Regions from separate parts of the Homo sapiens genome. Here region 2 is linked to region 1. The links are chromatin loops, found by intact Hi-C in ENCODE. Cell type or tissue: heart right ventricle. All regions are shown on one strand. Each heading gives the region's core, and the rest is flanking DNA. Links, peaks and the distances in the headings are about the cores only.

The links. A loop is a pair of places that touch in the nucleus more often than their neighbours do. Peaks named below come from ENCODE experiments on the same cell type or tissue, not always from the same donor. Only the 100,000 strongest peaks of a DNase experiment are listed, where the experiment ranks them.
Region 2: it touches region 1 in a loop (2.6-fold over the local background); 18 of 110 quality-filtered maps call a loop at or near these places.

What each region holds. Positions count from the first base shown.
Region 1 is chr22:42,775,720-42,786,266 of GRCh38, reverse strand. It overlaps the pseudogene RPL5P34 and the pseudogene GOLGA2P4. Among named protein-coding and RNA genes, the nearest start is that of A4GALT, 60 kb to the right of the region's middle. RefSeq lists a silencer at 6,041-6,090. In heart right ventricle, for the core only: a CTCF peak has its summit at 6,019 (motif pointing left); a DNase peak (open chromatin) is centred at 5,926; H3K27ac peaks cover 431 bases.
Region 2 is chr22:43,028,225-43,036,791 of GRCh38, reverse strand. No RefSeq gene overlaps it. Among named protein-coding and RNA genes, the nearest start is that of TTLL1-AS1, 6.1 kb to the left of the region's middle. RefSeq lists an enhancer at 2,244-2,745. In heart right ventricle, for the core only: CTCF peaks have their summits at 2,532 and 2,734 (motif pointing right); DNase peaks (open chromatin) are centred at 421 and 2,741; H3K4me3 peaks cover 41 bases; H3K27ac peaks cover 287 bases.

The DNA.
Region 1 (10,547 bases), core at 2,923-7,922:
TTCTCCTTGTTCCGGACAGAGAGAAGCAATCAGTGGCCACCCACTGCAGCTGGAGACCCCAGAACTTGGTGTCTGCCTTTTGTCTCCCATGGCCCCAGGAAGGGTGGAGGCAGGTTAGAGAAAAACCATCCCCCCTCCCCAACAGCCATCCGAGCAGGGCTCTGGCTCACAGGTGCCTTCAGAAGTACCATTTCACGTTGAGGGCTACAACGCCCATTTCACAGGTGGGGAAACAAAGACCCAGAGGGCTAGGGAGAAGGGGAGGCTCCCCAGGTGGGGCTGAGCACCAGCTCCTTGAAGCCGCTCTGCAGCTCGGCCAGCTGCTCCTCCAGCTCGTGGTTCTAGGAGAGCGCACAGCTGACGGTGGTGAGCTCGGTCTGCATGGCCTCCAGGGTTTGCACGCGCGCCTTCACCTGCTCCCCCCAGAGCTCGGCCTTATGCCCAGCTCCTGCAGCCTCTCCTCTTCCTGCGTCTTCTCCTGCTCCCACAGCCTCTCATCCTGAGGTGCATGCAGAGAGAAGGAGGTGGAAGAGGACTGTGAGGACAGGTAGAGCAATCATTAGGGCTGGGGGTTGTGTGGGCTGTCTCAGCTGGCAGAGGGGCATCCAGCCTGCTCTATGGGAGGAGGCATTAGGGTTGGGAGCTGTGTGGGCTCCCTCAGCTGGCAGAGGGGCACCCAGCCCCCGCTGTGGGATGGAGGTTGGAGGGCTGGGCTGCAGGGACACTGGGCTATGGCTCCGGAACTCTCACCTCCAGATCCTTCAGGTTAGCAGACGATGCAGGCCCTCCCCTTTGACAGATGTTGTTGACTACGAGAGAGGAGATTGCACCTGAGATGTTCTGTCCCCCAGTGTCTAAGCCCTCTGACTTCCTTTCTTCCCCATCAACTGGCAACATTTACTTTTCTGCCTAACTTGGACCCTTCGTCCCGTAACCCCTTTGTGCCAACGTCTCTCATGGTTCTTACCTCCCCACCATCCCTCCCTCCCGAGCAACTCTCATCCGGTTCTTCTGCGGCAGCATAAAATGATGCAGCCAGTCACGGGGTCCACCTCCTCCCTGTGAACAGCTTCCAGGGAGAAGGCTCAGGGAAGAGGTGACTTCCTCAACACTGCCCAGCAAATCGGCTGGTCCCAGGATCTCCCCTCTCTCTCGTGAATCCCTGCCTCAGTTTCTATCATACTTTCCTTCCCCCCGCACCCCCCTCAATTCCTGAGGTACCTCACAAACAAGACTATTGAGTTGTTGGGAGAGTTGTCGCAGGCTCTCCGTCGATGAGAAAGTCCTGGAGGTGGAGACACAGGGGTGAGGGATGCAGGTGGCTCGATGGGAAAGGAGGTCATGAGCAGTGGCTTCCCTGACTCCCTTGGCCTAGAGACTGCTGCCCCGATGGGAGACACTTGGTTTCATCCATGAGATTGAGGCCAGTGTCAGCATCATGATTCTGTGTGGGAAGAAACATATGAGGTGGTCATTCAATTTCTGGTAAGAATCACCCAGGACGGGGTGAGCCAAGCTCCCAAGCTCATTCCAACAATCTTCCGTCTCCCCAGACCACAAGGAAAAGCCCAGTGTGAGCCTTCCACCAGCCCGGTCCCAGGAAGGGCACTTGGCACTAGGGAACAAGCTACCTGTGAAAGGAGAGGAGAATCCATAGTAAGTACAGGAGGGCAGTGGGCAGATGGGGGGGAGGCTCCCACCTGAGGTGCCGCCATGCTACTGAGACTGGCACCAGGGGAATGGACACTGCCAGGTAACATGGTGTCATCAGATGGCTGCAGAGAAGCAGCATGGTCTTTGGGCGTCTGTCATATGACAGAGCAGGGGGTTAGGGGGCCATGCAGGAGAGAAGGTTCCTCAGTGCCATGGACGCAAGCAATTCCCCTGCCTCAGCCTCCCGAGTAGCTGAGATTACAGGCGCCCGCCACCATGCCCGGCTAATTTTTGTATTTTTAGTAGAGACGGGGTTTTGCCATATTATCCAGGCTGGTCTTGAACTCCTGACCTTAGGTGATCTGCTCGCCGTGGCCTCCCAAAGTGCTGGGATTACAGGAGTGAGCCACTGCACCCGGCCTGAGTATGAGTCTTAGAAAAGGAATCAGATATGGCAGGCAGGATATTCTAGACAAGGCAAATACGGCACTAGAAAAGCTATAGAGAAGCAAGTCAGTCATGGCATGAGTCCACACCCACGTTTAACAGGACCAGATCACTGTTACTAAGCTAAGGGTGGGAAAAAGCAACAGAGGAAAAGCTGCAAACACAAGCCAAAGCTGTTCCTAGTTGACATCTGAAGCCCAACGAATGTGATCAAAACAAAGCACTTCGGTTTTGTTTGGGTTTGCTGCCACTAGGACACGGTATAAAGTCAGATATTCACATTCATACCATTTTCTGCATTCTTCAGTATCTGTCAGTGTGTTTAAGTCTTTTTTTTTTTTTTTTTTTTTTTTTTTTTTTTTTTGAGACAGCGTCTTGCTCTGTCACCCAGACTGGAGTGCAGTGGCACGATCTCGGCTCACTGTAAGCTCTGCCTCACGGGTTCACGCCATTCTGCCTCAGCCTACCGAGTAGCTGGGACTACAGGCACCCGCCACCACACCCGGCTAATTTTTTTGTATTTTTAGTAGAGACGAGGTTTCACCGTGTTAGCCAGGATGGTCTTGATCCTCTGACCTCGTGATCCGCCCACCTCGGCCTCCCAAAGGGCTAGGATTACAGGTGTGAGCCACCACGCCCAGGCTGTTTTTGTTTTTTGAGACACAGTCTCACTCTGTCACCCAGACTGGAGTGCAGTGGCGTGATCTTGGCTCACTGCAACTTCTGCCTCCTGGGTTCAAGAGATTCTTGTGCCTCAGCCTCTCAAGTAACTGGAACTACAGGTGTGAGCCACCACAACTGGCTAATTTTTGTATTTTTAGTAGAGACAGGGCTTTGCCATGTTGGTCAGGCTAGTCTTGAATTCCTGACCTCAGATGATCCACCCACCTCAGCCTCCCACCTCGCCCAGCCATGTTTAAGTGCTTTGAATACACAACTTTTTAAAAAGTCAAGACACACTATGAGAAACTTTTTCCGAAGAAAATGATCCAAAAAGCAGAGTGAGAGTCAATGCATGGTGATAGGCAGTATAGAAGTGGTTTTCTAGGCCAGGCGCAGTGGCTCACGCCTGTAATCCCAACACTTTGGGAGGCCGAGGCGGGTGGATCACCTGAGGTCAGGAGATCAAGACCATCCTGGCTAACACAGTGAAACCCCGTCTCTACTAAAAATACAAAAAATTAGCCAGGCGTGTTGGTGGGTGCCTGTAGTCCCAGCTACTCGGGAGGCTGAGGCAGGAGAATGGCGTGAACCCGGGAAGCGGAGCTTGCAGTGAGCCGAGATCGCGCCACTGCACTCCAGCCTGGGTGACAGAGCAAGACTGCGTCTCAAAAAAAAAAAAAAAAAAGTGGTTTTCTATTCCCTCCTTCCGCACCAGGGAAAAAGAATATTAATGTGTTTTCACAACAATCTATATGGAGGAGAAGAATTTAAATTCCTGTCAAGGATGAATTTGAAATAATCTTTTCATGGACTCTCATTTTTTATTTTCTGGGTTTTTTTTTTTTTTTTTTTTTGTGAGACTCACTCTGTTACCCAGGCTGGAGTGGATAGGAGTCACGTCACACTTCTCTAGCTGTAAGGACTCTAGGAGAGCAAGTATCTGCTCTTCTTGGCTTCCTTAGTCGGGGGCAGAACCTGTTTTTTTTTTTTTTTTTGCCAAAAGTCATGCAATGGGCCGGGTGCGCTGGTTCACGCCTGTAATCCCAGCACTTTGGGAGGCTGAGTTAGGTGGATCACCTGAGGTCGGGAGTTCGAGACCAGCCTGACCAACATGGTGAAACCCCATCTCCTCTAAAAATACAAAAATTAGCCAGGCGTGGTGGCGGGTGCCTGTAATCCCAGCTACTCAGGAGGCTGAGGCAGGAAAATTGCTTGAACCCAGGAGATGGAGGTTGCAGTGAGCCAAGATCACACCATTGCACTCCAGCCTGGGCAACAGTGAAACTCAGTCTCAAAAAAAAAAAAGTGGGGGGGCATGCAATGGAGCTTTCCCCAATGTATTCGTCACTTGTTGAACTGCTATAAAGAAATACCTGAGACTGGGTAATTTATAAGGAAAAGAGCTTTAATTGGCTCATGGTTCTGCAGGCTGTACACAAAGCATAGTGGCTTCTGCTTCTGGGGAGGCCTCAAGGAGCTTCAAAGCAGAAGGCAGAAGGCAAGTGGGAGCATGAGTCTTCCATGGCAAGCGCAGGACTGAGAGAGAGAGACAGGAGGTGTTATCCACTTTTAAACAGCCAGATCTCGTGAGATCTCACTATCCAGTACCAAGAGAGATGGTACTAATCCATTCACGAGAACTCTGCCCCATGATCCAATGGCCTTCCCCCGAGCCCTACCTGGAACACTGGGGATTACAACAGATCATGAGACTTGGGTGGGGATTCAGATCCAATCCATATCACCCAGACAAAATGTTTACTTGTATCATTAACTATTAGGCAGCCATGCATGTGCAGAACCTCACAGAGGTCATGACTGGTCTGAAAGGATGTTTAAGAAATGGCCAGAGCCGGGCGCAGTGGCTCACGCCTGTAATCCCAGCACTTTGGGAGGCCGAGGTGGGCGGATCACGAGGTCGGGAGATCGAGACCATCCTGGCTAACATGGTGAAACCCCATCTCTACTAAAAATACAAAAAAATTAGCCGGGCATGGTGGCGGGCATCTGTAGTCCCAGCTACTCCGGGAGGCTGAGGCAGGAGAGAGAGGCGTGAACCCGGGAGGCGGAGCTTGCAGTGAGCCGAGATCGTACCACTGCACTCCAGCCTGGGCGACAGAGCGAGACTCTGTCACAAAAAAAATAAAAAATAAGAAATGGCCAGTATATCGGTCAGGATACGATACATTATGCTGCAGGAACAAATGACTCCAACATCTCAGCAGCTTACGGAGATAAAGGTTTACTTCTCATTCAGGTCCACTGTAGATGGCCAATATTTTCACGTTGGGACCCAAGCTGATGAAACAGCCTCTAGAACATGACTGATCTCATAGCAGGGAAAAAGAAAAACAAACCAAAAACCCCACAGCAAGTCACATTCTGGCTCTTGAAGCTTCTGCTTGGAAGTGACAAACATAACTTCTGCCCATATACTATTGGCTAAAACAAATTATGTCTCCAAACCTGATTTCTGTGGAGCAGGAAGTGTGATATTACCCCAGGGATGGGCAATTAATATTTTTGAAACAGAATAGGAATATTTTGAATAGAATGCTTCAGTAGGCCAGGTGTGGTGGCTCACGCATGTAATCCCAGCACTTTGGGAGGCTGAGGCAGGTGGATCACCTGAGGTCGGGAGTTCGAGACCAGCCTCACCAACGTGAAGAAACCGTGTCTACTAAAAATACAAAATTAGCCAGGCTTAGTAGCGCATGCCTGTAATCCCAGCTACTTGGGAGGCTGAGGCAGGAGAATCGCTTGAACCCAGGAGGCAGAGGTTGCAGTGAGCCAAGATTGCGCCACTGCACTCCAGCCTGGGCAACAGAGCTAGACTTTGTCTCAAAAAATAAATTAAAAAAATAAATATAATAATAAAAAAGAGAAAAGTTAAATAGCACAGATATTATGTGAAATAATTAAAAATTAGACTTATTAAAATGTGTATTCTTCAGAAAAAGACCCTTAACACAGTATCAGAGATAGATATTGCTAAGGAACTGAATAATGTAAGTGGCTAGGGAAGACAGCAACGCTCAGAGATGTGTCCCCTGGGGCAACATGGTTCCACAGCAGATATGGCTGTTGGGATCCAGATTACAGCATTCTTGTGAGGCTCTAATCCCTAGTGCCCAGCCCCTTCCTCCAGCCATCCTTGAGAAGTAAAAACAGGAAGGCAGCAATGTAACAGAAGACAATACATGCGATAAAGTACTTGAAAGCCAGTAAGCGCCATCTAGTGGCAAGGGGATGATTTTTTCCCATTTTGTATGTACTGTCAAATTCAAACTGCATAGGACAATTTGCATTCCTATCAGCAGGGTGTGAGAGTTGCCAATGTTTTTGTTTTTGTGTGTTTTTTTGTTTTGTTTTGATTTTTGAGATGCAATTTCACTCTTGTCGCCCAGGCTAGAGTGCAGTGGCGTGATCTCGGCTCACTGCAACCTCCGCCTCCCAGGTTCAAGCGATTCTCCTGCCTCAGCCTCCCAAGTAGCTGGGATTACAGGCACCCACCACCATGCCCAGCTAATTTTTGTATTTTTAGTAGAGATGGGGTTTCACCACATTGGCCAGGCTGGTTTCAAACTCCTGACCTCAGGTGATCCTCCTGCCTCGGCCTCCCAAAGTGCTGGGATTACAGGTGTGAGCGACCGTGCCTGGCAGTTTACAGTATTCTACCTTGTCACTAAGCTTGCTAAGTTCAGACTCACTAAGTTTTCTCATTTTAATGAATACAGAATAGTATTTCTGATAAACTGATAGTAAGATTTAGAGGCTTATTGCTGGGCATGGTGGCTCACGCTTGTAATCCCAGCACTTTGGGAGGCCAAGGCGGGCGGATCAGATGAGGTCGGGAGTTCGAGGTCAGCCTGACCAACATGGAGAAACCCGTCTCTACTAAAAATACAAAATTAGCTGGGTGTTGTGGCGCATGCCTGTAATCCCAGCTACTTGGGAGGCTGAGGCAGGAGAATCGCTTGAACCCGGGAAACAGGTTGCGGTGAGCTGAAATCACGCCATTGCACTCCAGCATGAGCAACAAGAGCAAAATTCTGTCTCAAAAAAAAAAAAGAGAGATTTAGAGGCTTGCTTCTGATTCCATTTTTAAAATGTATTTATTTAGGCCAGGTGCAGTGGCTCACGCCTGTAATCCCAGCACTTTAGGAGGCTGAGGCAGGCGGATCACCTGAGGTCCGGAGTTCGAGACCAGCCTGACCAACATGGTAAAACCTTGTCTCTACTAAAAATACAAAAATTGCCAGGCGCGGTGGCTCACGCCTGTAATCCCAGCACTTTGGGAGGCCGAGACGGGCGGATCACAAGGTCAGGAGATCGAGACCATCCTGGCTAACACGGTGAAACCCCGTCTCTACTAAAAATACAAAAAAATTAGCCAGGCGTGGTGGCGGGCGCCTGTAGTCCCAGCTACTCGGGAGGCTGAGGCAGGAGAATGGCGTGAACCCAGGAGGCGCAGCTTGCAGTGAGCGGAGATCGTGCCACTGCACTCCAGCCTGGGCGACAGAGCAAGACTGTCTCAAAAAAAAAAAAAAATACAAAAAATACAAAAATTAGCCGAGCGTGGTGGCAGGCGCCTGTAATCCCAGATACTTGGGAGACTGAGGCAGGAGACTGAGGCAGGAGAATTGCTTGAACCCAGCAGGCAGAGGTTGTGGCGAGCTGAGATCGCGCCATTGCACTCCAGCCTGGGCAAAAAGAGCGAAAAGTCCATCTCAAAAAAAAAAAAATTATTTATTTAGGTAAGGATATATATGTATACTGTATTTTTTTTTTATACGAGTCTTGCTCTGTTGCCCAGGCTGGAATCCAATGGCATGATCTCAGCTCACTGCCGACTCTGCTTCCCAGATTCAAGTGATTCTCCTGCCGCAGCTTCCTGAGTAGCTGGGACTACAGGCGTGTACCACCACCCCCAGCTAATTTTCTATATTTTTAGTACAGGCGGGGTTTTACCATGCTGGCCAGGCTGGTCTCGAACCCCTGACCACAGGTGATCCGCCCGCCTCGGCCTCCCAAAGTGCTGGGATTACAGGTATGAGCCACTGCTTCCAGCCACTTTATATATGTATACTCTATTCTCTATGTACTTCCGATGGTACCACATCAAGAGGCACATAATGTCTTGTTATCAATCAAATGTTGTTCAAATGTGGTTGGCCTGATTCATCAATAGATACAGTAATAAGGTTTCTTATCTATCTTTCACCCAATGGTTTTAGAAACCACTGATGATTGGCTGGGCGCTGTGGCTCACGCCTGTAATCCCAGCACTTAAGAGGCCGAGGGGAGCAGATCACGAGGTCAGGAGTTCGAGACCATCCTGGACAACATGGTGAAACCCTGTCTCTACTAAAAATACAAAAAGTAGCTAGGTGTTATGGCGTGGGCCTATAGTCCCAGCTACTTGGGAGGCTGAGGCAGGAGAACTCTTTAGAACCCAGAAAGTGGAGGTTGCAGTGAGCCAAGTTTGCACCACTGCACTCCAGCCTGGCAACAGAGCGAGACTCCGTCTAAAAAAAAAAAAAAACAACAACAACACTGATGATTATTACTTAGATTCATCATTTCATAAAGGATTTGAAAAAAATAGTAATTTTCTAATTTTATTATTCCTTCTGCATTTATTTATTTATTTATTTTGAGATGGAGTTTCACTCTTGTTGCCCAGACTGGAGTGCAATGGCACGATCTCGGCTCACTGCAACCTCTGCCTCCCAGGTTCAAGCGATTCTCCTGCCTCAGCCTCCCAAGTAGCTGGGATTACAAGCATGAGCCACCACAAGCGGCTTATTTTTGTATTTTTAGTACAGACGGGGTTTCACTATGCTGGTCAGGCTGGTCTCGAACTTCTGACCTCAGGTGATCCACCTGCCTTGGCCTCCCAAAGTGCTGGGATTACAGGCATGAGCCACCATGCCCGGTCAGAAATTGCTCTTAAAGAAGACAGATTTTCTATTTTGGCTTTAGAAGAAATATGTCATTTTTATGGATAACTTAACTATTGACTAAAATATAGAATGACCCACAACTAGAGTTGAAAAGAATTTCAGAGACAAAGGATTCTGATCCCATCATATAACAAATTCAGGCTTTTGGGCTCAAAAAAGCCAAGTAGCCTCTTCCCCTCCCTGGCACCGCTGGGCCTGCAGGTCTCTGTCGAGCCGCGGACGCGGGTCTCTGTTCCGCTGGATGGGGTTTGTTAAAGTTGTTAAGAATAAGGCCTACTTTAACAGATACCAAGTGAAATTTAGAAGACGACGAGAGGGTAAAACTGATTACTATGCTCGGAAACGCTTGGTGATACAGGATAAAAATAAATACAACACACCCAAGTATAGGATGATTGTTCGTGTAACTGACAGAGATATCATTTGTCAGATTGCTTATGCCCGTATAGAGGGGGATATGATAGTCTGCGCGGCATATGCACACGAACTGCCAAAATACGGTGTGAAGGTTGGCCCGACAAATTATGCTGCTGCATATTGTACTGGCCTGCTGCTGGCCCGCAGGCTTCTTGATAGGTTTGGCATGGACAAGATCTATGACGGCCAAGTGGAGGTGACTGGCGATAAATACAATGTGGAAAGTACTGATGGTCAGCCAGGTGCCTTCACCTGCTGTATGGATGCAGGTCTTGCCAGAACTACCACTGGCAATAAAGTTTTTGGCGCCCTGAAGGGAGTTGTGGATGGAGGCTTGTCTGTCCCTCACAGCACCAAATGATTCCCTGGTTATGATTCTGAAAGCAAGGAATTTAATGCAGGAGTACACCAGAAGCACTTCATGGGCCAGAATGTTGCAGATTACATGCGCTACTTAATGGAAGAAGATGACGATGCTTACAAGAAACAGTTCTCTCAATACATAAAGAACAGCGTAACTCCAGACATGATGGAGGAGATGTATAAGAAAGCTCATGCTGCTATACGAGAGAATCCAGTCTATGAAAAGAAGCCCAAGAAAGAAGTTAAAAAGGAGAGGTGGAACCTTCCCAAAATGCCCCTTGCTCAGAAGAAGGATCAGGTAGCTCAAAAGAAGGCAAGCTTCCTCAGAGCTCAGGAGCGGGCTGCTGAGAGCTAAACCAAACAATTTTCTATGATGATTTTTCAGATACAGACAATAAACTTAGGGCCAGCAAAAAAAAAAAAAAAAAGCCAAGTAATTAACTTGAAGTCACATCATTTATGAGAAACAAGCTTGCCCTTAACTATAATTGGCATCGTAGTCAATGTATAAACCTTACGGAGAACATTATCCAGAAAACTGGGAGGTATAACATTCATCTTTTTTTTTTTTTTTTTGAGATAGAGTCTCGCACTGTCGCCTGGGCTGGAGTGCAGTGGCTCAATCTTGGCTCACTGCAACCTCCGTCTCCTGGGTTCAAGCGATTCTCCTGCCTCAACCTCCCAAGTAGCTGGGATTACAGGCACCCACCACCACACCCAGCTAATTTTTTGTATTTTTAGTAGAGACAGGGTTTCACCATGTTGGCCAGGCTGAGCTCGAACTCCTGACCTTGTGATTCGCCTGCCTCGGCCTCCCAAAGTGCTGGGATTACAGGTGTGAGCCACCGCGCCTGGCCTATAACATTAGTCTTTATAACAATTCCACTACATTTAAATGATACAGGAAGTTGAATGCATTGCATCAAAATCAAGGTACTGGGCCAGGTGTGGTGGCTCACGCCAGTAATCTCAATACTTTGGGAGGCCAAGGCAGGTGGATCACTTGAGGTCAGGAGTTCGAGACCATCCTGGCCAACA
Region 2 (8,567 bases), core at 285-5,284, 250 kb before region 1:
TGGCTCTGGCGAGCCCTCTTACCTCCCAGGAGGGGGTGTCCTCTGCACAGCTGGCGGCTCCACCTCGGCTCCTACACGCAGAAGTGAAAGACACCCCGTTAACTGTTCCCAGCTCTTCCACCGGTTTTTACAACCCGGTTCTCAGTTACATTGTGTTGTTTTTGCCTCCCTCTGGGAGAAGGGTGGAGTCCCTGGTTGGGAACGTTGGCCTCTGAGGCTCCGGGGCCACGCAGTCCTAATGGAAGAGTCACACCAAGTGGTTAGTTTGCTGGTGACCCAGTTGCTAGGTGAGAGTGAGGCTCTGCTAAGTGGATTTATGTCATATAGTGACTGTCTCATTAATGATTTAGTGATGTCATGTTCTGGGCAGATGTTTCCTCTGAGCACTTCCAGGACACGGGTGGGAAGGGTGCGGTGTTGGCAGCAGGCCTCGGGAGGCTGTCGGGCCAGGAACAGCCCCATTCAGCGCTAGGCTGGGGCTAAGCAGTGAGCCCTGCTGGGAGCTGTCCGGGAGCCGTTGCTGTTTTCTTGTCAGCCCCCACACACTTGATGGGGTGGGTCCCAGGCCAGAGGGTTGCATCCTGTGGTCGTTTTCACCAAGTTTGATAGGCTTGGTTTTCCCAATATAAACCCATCCTCGACTGGGCACAGTAGCTCACGCCTGTAGTCCCAGCACTTTGGGAGGCTGAGGTGGGTGGATCACCTGAGGTCAGGAGTTTGAGACCAGCCTGGCCAACAAGGTGAAACCCCGTCTCTACTAAAAATACAAACATTAGCTGGGCTTGGTGGTTCATGCCTGTAATCCCACCTACTTGGGAGGCTGAGGCGGAAGAATCACTTGAACCCAGGAGGCGGAGGTTGCAGTGAGCCGAGATCGCACCATTGCACTCCAGCCTGGACAACTGAGCAAGACTCCATCTCAAACAAAAGAAAACCACCATCCTTCACCTCCTTTGCACACGGGCTGCTCCCCGGGTATTAGTGAGGGCCTGGTGACAACCTTCTCACTGTCTCCCTTCTCCTCCTCCGCCTCCCACCTGGGCTGCCATGGAGACCCCATCAGTCTGGACCCGCATCTGGTTGCGCTCCACCAGCTGCTAGGACTTTCCTCACAGGGGGCCATTTCCCCTCCACACAGTGGTTCTTCAGGGTGCTCCATAAAGCCTCCTATGCTTGCCACCCATTGGCCTGTTGGCTCACACTGCCACACACCATGTCCACCAGTGCCAAACACACGCAGCTCCTCTCTGAGTGCCCCCAGGGGCCAGCGCACTCTCCACCCTCCCCTCTGGAGCCATTCCCAGCTGTGCTGCGGCCGCCTGGCCCTCTCCCCGCAGCAGCCCTGCAGCCCCTGTGGTCTGGGGAGGCCAAGGTCTCCTGCAGGGCCCTGCCTGCTGGTAACGGCACAGCGACTGGGGCTGCTCAGCGACTGGGCACCCTCAGGCTGTTTGTGTGTCCCCTAATGTGAACTGTGCCCCAGTGGAGGGCCCTGGGGCACGTGAGGACCCTTTGTGAGCAGGTGGGAGCACATCCACTTTTGATTCCAGTCTCTCATTGTGGAAGACGAGGGATTTTGATCTTCACTGATTTGCCCCAGCCTGAACCATATTAGATCTCACATCCTGTGAACAATGGCGGCCTCCTGCTTTTGTCCTGAGAAGCATTCGGAGCGCTCCTCCAGTGACAGATGCAAACCCACCTTGCTTATGCTCCTGCCCGGCCGCTGGCGCTCTGTCAGCAGGAACAAGTCTAGGGGCCCATGGCGTTCCCTCAGGCCCAGGCCCACCCTGCCTGCCACTTGGCCAACATTCCCCCACAATTCCAGTTTAACTCACCTAATCTCCCCTCCCCTTCCCACCCCTCCCCTCCCCCCTCCCCTCCCCCCTTTCTTTCCTTTTTTTTTTTTTTTTTTTTTTTTTTTAGACAGAGTCTCACTCTGTTGCCCAGGCTAGTGGCACAATCTCGGCTCACAGCAACCTTTGCCTCCTGGGTTCAAGTCATTCTCATGCCTCAACCTCCCAAGAAGTAGCTGGGATTACAGGCATGCGCCACCATGCCCGGCTAGTTTTGTTTTGTTTTGTTTTGAGACGGAGTCTCACTCTGACACCCAGGCTGGAGTGCAGTGGCGTGAGCTCAGCTCACTGCAAGCTCCGCCTCCCAGGTTCATGCCATTCTCCTGCCTCAGCCTCCCGAGTAGCTGGGACTACAGGCGCCCGCCACCACGCCCGGCTAATTTTTTGTATTTTTAGTAGAGACGGGGTTTCTCTACTAAACATGTCTACATCCTGACGTGTTAGCCAGGATAGTCTTGATCTCCTGACCTTGTGATCCGCCTGCCTCAGCCTCCCAAAGTGCCGGGATTACAGGCATCAGCCACCGTGCCTGGCCTAGTTTTGTATTTTTAGTAGAGATGGGGTTTCACTATGTTGGCCAGGCTGGTCTTGAACTCCAGACCTCAAGTGATCCGCCAGCCTCCATCTCCCAAAGTGCTGGGATTACAGGCATGAGCTACCGTGCCCGGCTTCCAGCCAAATGTTTTTGAGTGATGGCATCAGTGTTCTTAGAGATGTGCCTCTCTAAGGATGACGGAGCTGGTGAGAGGCTAGAGGGAGATCTGGCAGTGCAGGCCACAATGTGAACTCAGGCGGTGCCCTAGGGACGGGAGGAGGGGAGTTGTGCACAGGGAGCCTGCACACCGGGTGGAAGGGGATCTGCAGAGACGAGCAGTTCTCAGTGGCCCAGTAGGGGGCGTGTGTTAAACGGGGTTTGAGCCCTGAATGTAGAAGGAGGTAAACTGCAAAGCTGCAGTAACAAACGTGCTTTTCAGAAGCTGTTCAGAAAGGCCACGCTACTCATGGTTATGAATAATGCTGCCTCGAGGCCATGGCTGAATAGCAAGAACGTCACCAGGCAGCTTCCCTTCCTGCATCTTGTACTGGTTAAAATGAAATCAGAACTTTTTGTTTTTTTGGGACGGAGTCTTGCTCTGTTGCCCAGGCTGGAGTGCAATGGCGTAATCTTGGTTCACTGCAACCTCCACCTCCCAGGTTCCAGTGATTCTCCTGTCTCAGCTGGGATTACAGGCGCCCGCCACCATGCCCAGCTAATTTTTGTATTTTTAGTAGAGATGGGGTTTCACCATCTTGGCCAGGCTGGTCTTGAACTCCTGACCTGGTGGTCCACCCACCTTGGCCTCCCAAAGTGCTGGGATTACAGGCGTGAGCCACCACGTCCAGCCTGATAGCTCTTTTTTTTTTGAGACAGGGTCTGGCTCTGTCATCCAGGCTGGAGCGCAGTGGTATGATCACAGCTCACTGCAGCCTTGACCTCCTGGGGTGATCCTCCCACCTCAGCCTCCCAAGCAGCTGGGATTACAGGTGCATGCTACCACACCCTGCTGATTTTTATTTATTTTATTTTATTTTGTTTTTTGAAACAGAGTCTCATTCTGTCACCCAGGCTGGAGTGCAGTGGTGTGGTCTCGGCTCACTGCAACTTCTGCCTTCTGGGTTCAGTCGATTCTCCCACCTCAGCCTCCTAAGTAGTTGAGATTACAGGCACATGCCACCACGTGCGGCTAACTTTTGTATTTTTAGTAGTGACAGGGTTTCACTATGTTGGCCAGGCTGGTCTCAAACTCCTGACCTTGTGCTCCACCTGCCTCGGCCTCCCAGGGTGCTGGGATTACAGGCATGAGCCACCGTGCCTGGCTGCTAATTTTTTATTTTTTTGTAGCGACAGGGTCTCACCATGTTACCCAGGCTGGTCTTGAACTCTTGGCCTCAAGCAATTGGCCTGCCTTGGCCTCCCAAAGTGCTGGGATTACAAACGTGAACCACTGCTCCCCTGAAGTAGTATCTCATTATGGTTTTGATTTGCATTTTTTCTGACAGCTGATGATGTTGAGTATCTTTTCATGTGCTTATTGGCCATTCGTATGCCTTCCTGGGAGAAACTGTTTTGATTTATTTATTTATTTTTTTCTTGAGACAGGGTCTTACTCCATCACCTAGGCTGGAGTGCAGTGGCACAATCACAGCTCCCTACAGCCTCAACCTCCCAGGCTCAGGCGATCCTCCCACTTCAGCCTCCTGAGCAGCTAGAACTACAGGCATGTGCCACCATGCCCAGCTAATTTTTTGTATTTTTTGTAGAGATGGGGTTTTGCCATGTTGCCCAGGCTGGTTTCAAACTCCTGGGCACGGCTGGGTGCGGTGGCTCACGCCTGTAATCCCAGCACTTTGGGAGGCCGAGGCAGATGGATCATGAAATCAAGACCATCCTGGCTAACACGGTGAAACCCCGTCTCTACTAAAAATACAAAAAATTAGCCGGGTATGGTGGCAGGCGCCTGTAGTCCCAGCTACTTGGGAGGCTGAGGCAGGAGAATGGTGTGAACCCGGGAGGCAGAGCTTGCAGTGAGCTGAGATCACGCCACTGCACTCCAGCCTGGGTGACAGAGCGAGACTCCATCTCAAAAAAAAAAAAAAAAAAGAAAAACTCCTGGGCTCACATGATCCGCCCACCTTGGCCCCCCAAAGGATTACAGGCAGGGGCCACTATGCCCAGCCGCATTTTTAAAGGGGTGATTTTTGTACTGCTCATAGGAAATCATGACTCCTCTCTAATTCTGTGGTAGAAGGCATCATTGCCTCTTCTATAAAGCCTTTCCTGGTGACTCTAGTCTCCAATGGTCTCTCCTTTCTCTTACATTTTATTATTATTTTAAAAAATATTAGAGATGGGGGTCTTGTTATGTTGCATAGGGTGGTCTGGAACTCCTGGGCTCCAGGGATCCTCCCATCTCAGCCTCCTGAAGTGCTGGGATTACAGGCATGAGTCACCACGCCCAGCCTCTCTTGCATTTTAAAGCATAAATCAGATTCTATCAGAGCCCTAATGCCCTCCAAAAGCCTCCCCTGGAACATAAATAAAATCAAGTTCCTCGCCTCTCTGGCCTCCCCCTCCACCCCCTCCCTTCTGCCCTTGCTGGTTTTGCTGGAGACACAGCAATCTTCAAGCGTCATGCCCCTCCCTGCCTCAGGGCCTTTGCATGGCAGGCCCCTCTACTAGAATTCTCCTCCCCCATCTCTGCAGGCCTGGCTCTTTTCATCACTTGGAGCAGCCTATCCTGTCTGCCACCTTCCCAGAGAGGCTCTCCTTTTTTTTTTTTTTGAGACTGAGTCTCATTCTGTCACCCAGGCTGGAGTGCAGTGACATGATCTTGGCTCACTGCAACCTCTGCCTGCCGGGTTCAAGCAATTCTCCTGTTTCAGCCTCCTGAGTAGCTGGGATTACAGGCACTCACCACCATGCCTGACTAATTTTAGTATTTCTAGTAGAAACGGGGTTTTACCATGTTGGTCAGGCTGGTCTCGAACTCCTGACCTCAGGTGCTCCACCTGCCCTCAGCCTCCCAAAGTGCTGGGATTACAGGCGTGAGCCACCATGCCCGGTCCCAGAGAGGCTCTCCTGGTGATCCCTCTAGCCCCACTTTATTACCACCTTCTTCCGTTTTCTCCAAAGCACTCATATCCCTGAGATGATCCGGGTCAGGCATGTGCCTCTGTGCTTTCTCCCCGGCACAGCCTCCAGCTCCGCGTGCCTCTGCCTGGCCCCAGCCTGACACATGCGTGCAGCACTGATACGTGATGGCCGAACGACTGTGGGAACCAGGCCGTCTACTCATTTGGGATGGTCCTTGTCCTCCTGCTGTGTCGCTCTTATTGCCTGGGTCTTTGCTATCCACCCCCAGGCTGAGATAAGGAGGAACTGGAGGGCAAGGGCCGAGATCTGTCCTCCACTCCCAGGCAACGCTGGTCATTTGTCGAAGCATTTATGGACAATGTCAGAGCAGCAAAAATGGAGGGAGAGCAGCAGGCGGGCGAGGGATGATTGGGAAATCAAAGACATTTAGTCTTAAGAGGGATGATTTAGGTGTAACACAAAGGAGTTCAGGGACTGTTAGGTGATGAGGGGCAATTCGTGATGTGCATGTGTTTCTGGGGGCCGAGGTGAGGAGCAGAGCACAGAAGGAATGGGTGAGGGGCGCTGTTTCCACAGAGGGAGGGAGTGCTGGAGACAGGGAAGCCCCTTTGGCCTTTTGGGGTCTTTCCAGCACAGCCGCAGAAATCACACTCAGACAGGTGTAGGTGAAGGGCTCAATTACACTCACGGGCCCCAGAGAGGAAGGCCAGCCCCCATGTAGGGGGCTGGATGGGAGGAGCCCACAGGGAGCAGGCCCACCTAGCAGGTTCGGGGCCAAGAGAGCTTGAGGGCCTGAGGACCCACAGGCAAGTGCCTTTCCTGGGGGGTCAGGGCGGGGGGCACTAGCCAGAGACGTGAGCAGATCTCACTGGTGTGTTTCAAAGTGACTGGGTGACCCTCAGGGGAAGGCTGGAAGGGAACCTGGAGCAGGGACCAGGCTTATTCCACGGGGCTGCCTGGCTGCCAGGGTGGGGTGCTCTCAGCCTGTGTGTGGGCATGTTGAGGTGTCAGGGCAATAGGAAGGGTTAAAAATGGGCTAATCTCTTGCTGGGCACGGTGGCTGACGCCTGTAATCCTAGCACTTTGGGAGGCCGAGGTGGGCGGATCACGAGGTCAGGAGATAGAGACCATCCTGGCTAACATGATGAAACCCCGTCTCTACTAAAAATACGAAAAAATTAGCCGGGCGTGGAGGTGTGTGCCTGTAGTTCCAGCTGCTGGGGGTGCTGAGGCAGGAGAATGGCGTGAACCCGGGAGTCGGAGCTTGCAGTAAGCCAAGATCGCGCCACTGCACTCCAGCCTGGGCGACAGAGCAAGACTCCATCTCAAAAAAAAAAAAAAAAAGGCTAATCTCGGCCGGGCGCGGTGGCTCATGCCTATAATCCCAACATTTTGGGGGGCCGAGGCAGGTGGATCACCTGAGGTTAGGAGTACAAGAAGAGCCTGACCAAGATGGAGAAACCCCGTCTCTACTAAAAATACAAAACTAGTCAGGCGTGGTGCTGCATGCCTGTATCCCAGCTACTCGGGAGGCTGAGGCAGGAGACTCGCTTGAACCCAGGAGGCAGAGGTTGTGGTGAGCCAGGATCACACCATTGAATTCCAGCCTGGGCAACAAGAGCGAAACTCCGTCTCAAAAAAAAAAAAAAAAAAAAGGGCTAATCTCGAACTCCTGGACTCAAGCGAATCCTCCCACCTCAACCTCCCAACGTGCTGAGATTACAGGCATGAGCCACCATGCTTAGCCGAGTGTTAGGGGCCAGGGGATGTCTCCATTAGCGTTGCCTGGGTATAGAGTGGTCCATCTTGTGAGGTAATGAGTCTCCTGTCAAGGGCAAGTTCAAGCAGAGGGCAGATTCCCCCAGGGGTGCATAGAAGGGACACATGGAAAAGATGTCCTTTCTGCCTCTGAGTGCCCTCAGCTGAAGGTATGTGCTGCACTGACCCAGCTTTCAGGGGAGACCCAGATTTTGCTCTGGGACTTCTGGGATGGGGAAAGAGCCACTTCAGGGGCAGGGAGGAAAGACAGCACCAGCCTGGGAACTGAACGGCATGGAGAAGCCAGGGCGAGGACAGGCCAAGCTCCGTGGCCCTGAGAAGGAATTTCTGCTCACTTGTTGCTTTGTTGAATGTTTCTCCCCCGGCCGGGCGCGGTGGCTCACGCCTGTAATCCCAGCACTTTGGGAGGCCAAGGCGGGCGGATCACGAGGTCAGGAGATCGAGACCATCCCGGCTAAAACGGTGAAACCCCGTCTCTACTAAAAATACAAAAAAAATTAGCCGGGCTTAGTGGCGGGCGCCTGTAGTCCCAGCTACTTGGGAGGCTGAGGCAGGAGAATGGCGTGAACCCGGGAGGCGGAGCTTGCAGTGAGCCGAGATCCCGCCACTGCACTCCAGCCTGGGCAGGAGCTTGTCATCACAGTCCCCTCAGTAGCCCCAGTGTGCAGAATGGTGCTGGACACCTCCAGCTAAAAAGCCTGGGCTCTGTAATTAGGAGTCCGTGGAGGCGCTCCCTGCCCACCTACTGGCTGTGTGAGCTCAGGTTGGCTCCTTCACCTCTCTGAGTCTATTTCCTTACAGATGGTGACATGAGAGTAATGGCTATTCCTACCTCCCAGGTGGCTGAGCTTGTGCACCTGTGCCTGGGTCTGGTTGCTTTCCTGCTATTGTTAGCCGCCATGAAGGCATACCTGCTGTTGGGTGCTGCCCCTCCCCTCCCATGGTTCCCCGGGCAGGCAGTTTTCAGACCCTGCCCACCACCTGCCGGCTTGTGGAGAACAGCCCAGCTGGTAGAGCTGGAACATGGGCCAGTGCCAAGGGAGGGTGAGCTTGGGACTAGCAGAACCCTGGGCTGGAAGAAGGCTGAGTCACAGCCATAAGGTCAGGGGTGTGTCGTGGTGACAGGACATCCACTTCCAGCCTGGAGGGTGCCATGTCTCACATTTGGCACATTTGGGCAAGTGAGCCCAAGCAGAAAGGCTTTGGCAAAGAAAGGAGACAGGAGGGCAGCTGGAAAATTTTGACTAACGGCTGTCAAGGAATCCCTTCATCGTGAGAGTCTTTGGAGTATCAGCCCCCAA